Linked DNA regions of Homo sapiens: region 1 is linked to region 2. Evidence: chromatin loops called from intact Hi-C (ENCODE). Cell type or tissue: PC-9. All regions are shown on one strand. Each heading gives the region's core, and the rest is flanking DNA. Links, peaks and the distances in the headings are about the cores only. Region 1 overlaps TMC1 (transmembrane channel like 1). Region 2 has its middle 25 kb from the start of LINC01504.

Region 1 (2,913 bases), core at 171-2,670, 260 kb after region 2:
TATTAGCACACATAGCTGAAAAACTGAAAGAGGATGTAAGAGAAAGGATTGTTAAAAAACAAAAACAAAAAAACACAAAAAACCAAAAATAAAAAATCTGGGTGAGGTATTTGCAATACTAGAGCCAAAGAATTTGACCTAAGAGGCCGGGCGTGGTGGTTCACATCTGTAATCCCAGTACTTTGGGAGGCCGAGGTGGGTGGATCACTTGAGGCCAGAAGTTTGAAACTAACCTGGCCAACTTGTTGAAACCCCATGTCTACTAAATACACACAAAAAAGGGCCCGGCGCGGTGGCTCGTGCCTGTAATTCCAGTACTTTGGGAGGCTGAGGTGGGAGGATCACCTGAGGTCAGGAGATGGAGACCATCCTGGCTAACATGGTGAAACCCCGTCTCTGCTAAAAATACACAAATTAGCCGGGTGTGGTGGCATGTGCCTGAAGTCCCAGCTACTTGGAGGGTGAGGCAGGAGAATCACTTCAACCTAGGAGGTGGAGGTTGCAGTGAGCTGAGGTAGCGCCACTGCACTCCAGCCTGGGCGACAGAGCAAGACTCTGTCTCAAAATAAACAATTAACTGGGTGTGGTGGCACACACCTGTAATCTCAGCTGCTCCTGAGCCTGAGGTGGGAGAATCACTTGAACCCGGGAGGCAGAGGTTGCAGTGAGCTGACATTGTGCCACTGCGCTCCAGCCTAGGGGGGAGAAAAAGAAAAAAAAGAATTCTGATCCAGGCACTGACTCATTGAGCAAGTCATCTTTACTGTTCAGGCCTCAGCTTTCTTCCTTTGTTTTTTTTTGAGACAGAGTCTCATTCTATTGCCCAGGCTGGAGTGCAATGGCATGATTTCAGCTCACTGCAACCTCTGCCGCCCGGGTTCAAGCAATTCTTCTGCCTCAGCCTCCCGAGTAGGTGGGATTACAGGTGCCTGCCACCGCGCCCAGCTAATTTTTGTACTTTTAGTAGAGATGGGGGTTTCACTATCTTGGCCAGGCTGGTCTCGAACTCCTGACCTCATGATCCACCCACCTTGGCCTCCCAAAGTGCTGGGATTACAGATATGAGCCACCGCACCCAGCTAGGCCTCAGTTTTCTAATGTGTAAAATGAAAATATGCACTAGACCTTCACTTGTTTTTTTCTATGTGATAATTTTTTTTAAAAAAAGAAGGTGTCATGTTACATTTTATCTTTATGTTTACATTTCATCTTGTAAGGTTGCCTTTGAGCCTTGACACAGTGATTTTTCTCATTCAACTAGTTTCTCTCCCATCTCAACTAGTGACCTCACCATCCACTAATTGTTTAAGCCAGAAATTGGGAACTTTTCCTTGGTTCCTCTTCCTTGTTTACTTCTTCCATCTACCCCATGAGCAAATCCTATCTGTTCTTCCTTAAATTTAGTTCCCAGATCTATCTCCTGCATCTCAGGTCTATGTACTTCTTCCCATCTCCCCTGCTACTAGTCTGTCCAGAGCTACAACCACTTCCCTTATAGATTATTGGAATAACCTTCTTATTGGTCTTCATATTTTCACTCTGACTCCCCTCTGATCAATTTTCTGCAATGCAGCCAGAATTATCTTTTAAAAATGTAAGTTTGAGCCAGGCACAGTGGCTCACGCCTGTAATCCCAGCACTTTGGGAGGCCAAGGTGGGAGGATCACCTGAGGTCAGGAGTTTGAGATCAGCCTGGCCAACATGGTGAAACTCTGTCTCTACTAAAAATACAAAAATTAGCTGGGCATGGTGGTGGGTGCCTGTAATCCCAGCTACTTGGGAGGCTGAGGCAGAACTGCTTGAACCTGGGAGGCCATATATATATAAAGTTTGATCACACCACTGTCCTGCTTAATCTTTTTTTATTTTTTAACTTTTAAATTTTTTAAGAGAAGGGTCTCTCTGTGTTGCCCAGACTGGTCTCTAATTCGTGGGCTCAAGAGATCCTCTCATCTTAGCCTCCCAAGTAGCTGGGAATACAGGCATGTGCCACCACACCCAGTGACTTTCCTTCCTAAAATGCTTCAATAGTTTCTTTTTCTTTTTCTTTCTTTCTTTTTTTTTTTTTTTTTGAGATGGAGTCTCGTTCTTTCACCCAGGCTGGAGTGCAGTGGCGTGATCTTGGCTCACTGCAACCTCTGCCTCCCGGGTTAAAGTGATTCTTCTGCCTCAGTCTTCCAAGTAGCTGGGACTACAGCATGTGCCACCACACCTCAATAATTTTTTGTATTTTTAGTAGAAATGGGTTTCACCATGTTGGTCAGGCTGGTCTCGAACAGCTGAGCTTGTGATCCACCCGCCTCGGCCTCCCAAAGTGCTGGGATTACAGGTGTGAGCCACTGCACCCAGCCACTTCAATAGTTTCTTTTTGTGCTTAACATAAAGTTTAAATTCATGTCCAGAGCCTATAAGGTGTCATATGACCAGGCCCCTCAAGGTATATCCACTTCACTCAAGCCATGTTTGTCTCATCTTAATTCTTCAAACACCCCACATTCTTTCCTAACTCAAGGTCTTTGAGCTTGCTGCTTCTTCCAGGTGGACTGATCTTAGCCCTTCCCTTTGTTGTTGATTTTTTAACTTTTTTTTTTTTTTTTTTGTGAGAAAGTCTTGCTCTTGTTTTCCAGGCTGGAGTGCAGTGGTGCAATCTCGGCTCACTGCAACCTCCACCTCCTGGGTTCAAGTGAGTCTCCTGACTCAGCGTCCTGAGTAACTGGGATTACAGGCACCTGCCACCACACCCGGCTAATTTTTGTATTTTTAGTAGAAATGGGGTTTTGCCGTGTTGGCCAGGCTGATCTTGAACTCCTGACCTCAGGTGATCCTCCCACCTCGGCCTCCCAAAGTGCTGGGATTACAGGCATGAGCCAGCGCTCCCAGCCTTTTTACCTTTTTTTTTTTTAATTTCAATAG
Region 2 (2,913 bases), core at 239-2,738:
AAGAGCATTCTGCATATTTCTTTGGTTTGATTCCTATGTTTGAGGTCTGGCTGTGTGGACAGATTTTATTACTTTATGTCTCCCAAACTGCTCAAATCCTCACCTAGGTGGCATTTTAACCTAGTTTCCTTTTCCCCAGCTGGTGAAGCAGTGGTGTATGAATAAATCCAACATCCTTGGCAGGAGAAAAACTTTTTGTCTGATTACTAGAGCTACAAAATATCTCCTTTGTCCTGTTGTACTTTTGGGGTAACATGATAGTCCACTCTTTCCTGCTCTTCTGTCTGTATTTGCTGTTATGGACCATATTTGCTTTCTCCATCCTTAGCCATGGCCGTGTTTGTTTTGACATCCATAATATCCTTAGACGAGCGCTGTGGTTCTTAGCCTTGGCTGCTCATTAGAACCACCTGAGAGCTTAAAAACTTCTCAATACCCTGGCTAAACACCAGAACAATTATATAGGGATCTCTGGGCGTGGAATCCAGGCACCAGTATTTTTTTCAAGCTTCCTATGTTGATTCCAATGGGCAGCCAAGTTTGAAGACAGTGATTCTCAGACTTTTTAAACTTAGAACCCCTCACCTCTCTTAAAAATTATTGAGGAGCCGGGTGCGGTGGCTCACGCCTGTAATCCCAGCACTTTGGGAGGCTGAGGCGGGTGAATCATAAGGTCAGAAGATCGAGACCATCCTGACTAACATGGTGAAACCCCATCTCTACTAAAAATACAAAGAAATTAGCCAGGTGTGGTGGCAGGCGCCTATAGTCCCAGCTACTTGGGAGGCTGAGGCAGGAGAATGGCGTGAACCCGGGAGGTGGAGCTTGCAGTGAGCCAAGATCACACCACTGCACTCCAGCCTGGGCGACAGAGACTCCGTCTCAAAAAAATAAATTATTGAGGAGCCCAGAGTTTTTGTTCATGTCGATTATATTTAGATATTTACTGTATTAGAAGTTAAAACAAAAAGTTTAATTCATTCACTTAAAAGTAATAACAAACCTATTATATGTTAATATAAATAACATTTTTTAAAAATGAGAAATAGCTATATTTTCAAAAAACTAGAACAGCAGCTTTTTTTTCTGTTATTTTTTATTTATTTATTTATTTTTTGTGACAGAGTCTTACTCTGTCACCCAGGCTGGAGTGTAGTGGTGTGATCTTGGCTCACTGCAACCTCCACCTCCCAGGTTCAAGCTATTCTCCTGCCTCAGCCTCCTGAGTAGCTGGAACTACAGGCATGCACTACCATGCACGGCTAATTTTTTGTGTGTTTTTAGTAGAGACGGGGTTTCACCATGTGGTCAGGCTGGTCTCGAACTCCTGACCTCAAATGATCCACCCTCCTTGGCCTCCCAAAGTGCTGGGATTACAGGCATGAGCCACCGCGCTCAGCTACATTGTTTTTAAATAACTTTAATGCCTGGTTTAATAAAAAAAAAGCTTGGATTCTCATATCTGCTTCTATATTCCATCTGTTGGGAGTGCAGCATGTCATGTGGCCTCTGGAAATCTCTATATTCATAATGAGAATAAAAAAGGCAAATTTTTATATTATCATGAAAATAGTTTTGACTTTGTGGACCCTTCTTTGGGTTCCCCAGGCCACACTTTGAGAACTGATGTGCTAGAAGACTGTAGAGTGAATGATGCCAAGGGAGTTAGTTAACAAGCGTCTCTTTTCACCTCACTTTCAACTACCCTTCAGTTCTCCCTGCCCTTATTACTGTCGGCCTCTAGAGGGAGCGCGAGGTCCTTTACGCCAACACCCGCAGGCTGCTGCAGCTGAGGCCAAATTTTAAGTACCTGCAGGAGCTACAACATTAGGGAAGGGGGATCTTGGGTTATAAGAAAAGGAATGAAAGTTTTTCTTTTCCTCCTCCTTTTTGTTCTCCTTCTTTTTCTGTTCCTCGCTCTCCCTCTTAGAATTCCTGAAGCAGTTGACATTTTTCTTTGTTGAGCTTTCCTATTATTCCCATTCAGTTGGTGCAATAAAGAGCAAGACAAGCAGAGATCCGAGAGTACAGGCTAGAACCATGGTTCTCCCCCTTCATATTCAGCAGAACCACCTGGGCAGTTTGTTTAAATGTAACTTCTGGCCGGGCGCGTGGCTCTTGCCTGTAATCCCAGCACTTTGGGAGGCCGAGGCGGGCAGATCACAAGGTCAGGAGATCCAGACCATCCTGGCTAACACGGTGAAACCCCGTCTCTACTAAAAATACAAAAAATTAGCCGGGCGTGGTGGCGGGCGTCTGTAGTCCCAGCTACTGGGGAGGCTGAGGCAGGAGAATGACGGAACCTGGGAAGTGGAGCTTGCAATGAGCCGAGATCTCGCCACTGCACGCCAGCCTGGGGGACAGAGCGAGCCTCTGTCTCAAGAAAAAATAAAGTAGCTTCCGCTGTCCCTACCACAAAAGCTGTTGATTTCATAGGACTAAGGTGAGACTCATGAATCAGCATTTCTAAGAGGACCCCAGGTGATTCTAATCCAGGTGTTCTGAGGACATGGTTTTGAGAAACAGTTACCTGAGAGAAGAGGTCACCTGGGCCTACATATTTCAGGTAAAAGGAGCCTAAAGCTAAGTATACTTCGTGGGAGTGTAGAGTAAGCATGGCCCTCACCCAATGTGGCTAGAACCCTCTAGAACTCAGTATCCTGAATTTTAAACACATATCTCTCATTATGGCTAGAAAATTGCCTTTAAATTTTGCTTGTATCCCCGCTTCATCTAGAGTCTCTTCTTTCCAATGAAAACACTGGAATATGTTCATTGGGACCATCTAAGAATCATCTGAGACCAAGCTGCATGACAAAGCAGCATCAGGTAAAGAAACTGGTGATATTTAACCTGTAGAAAGGAAAATTTGATACAGATTAGGGAGCCATCTTTCAATATATAAAGGCCTAC

Evidence for each region. Peaks named below come from ENCODE experiments on the same cell type or tissue, not always from the same donor. Only the 100,000 strongest peaks of a DNase experiment are listed, where the experiment ranks them.
Region 1: a loop joins it to region 2, with 2.9 times the contacts of the local background. A loop is called at or near these places in 2 of 110 quality-filtered maps.

Annotation. Positions count from the first base shown.
Region 1 is chr9:72,541,898-72,544,810 of GRCh38, forward strand. The region is part of intron 1 of TMC1 (transmembrane channel like 1); the gene reads left to right. Among named protein-coding and RNA genes, the nearest start is that of TMC1, 22 kb to the left of the region's middle. In PC-9, for the core only: no CTCF peak of the experiment used is centred there; DNase peaks (open chromatin) are centred at 704 and 1,234; H3K27ac peaks cover 2,284 bases.
Region 2 is chr9:72,279,363-72,282,275 of GRCh38, forward strand. No RefSeq gene overlaps it. Among named protein-coding and RNA genes, the nearest start is that of LINC01504, 25 kb to the right of the region's middle. In PC-9, for the core only: a CTCF peak has its summit at 1,762 (motif pointing right); a DNase peak (open chromatin) is centred at 1,769.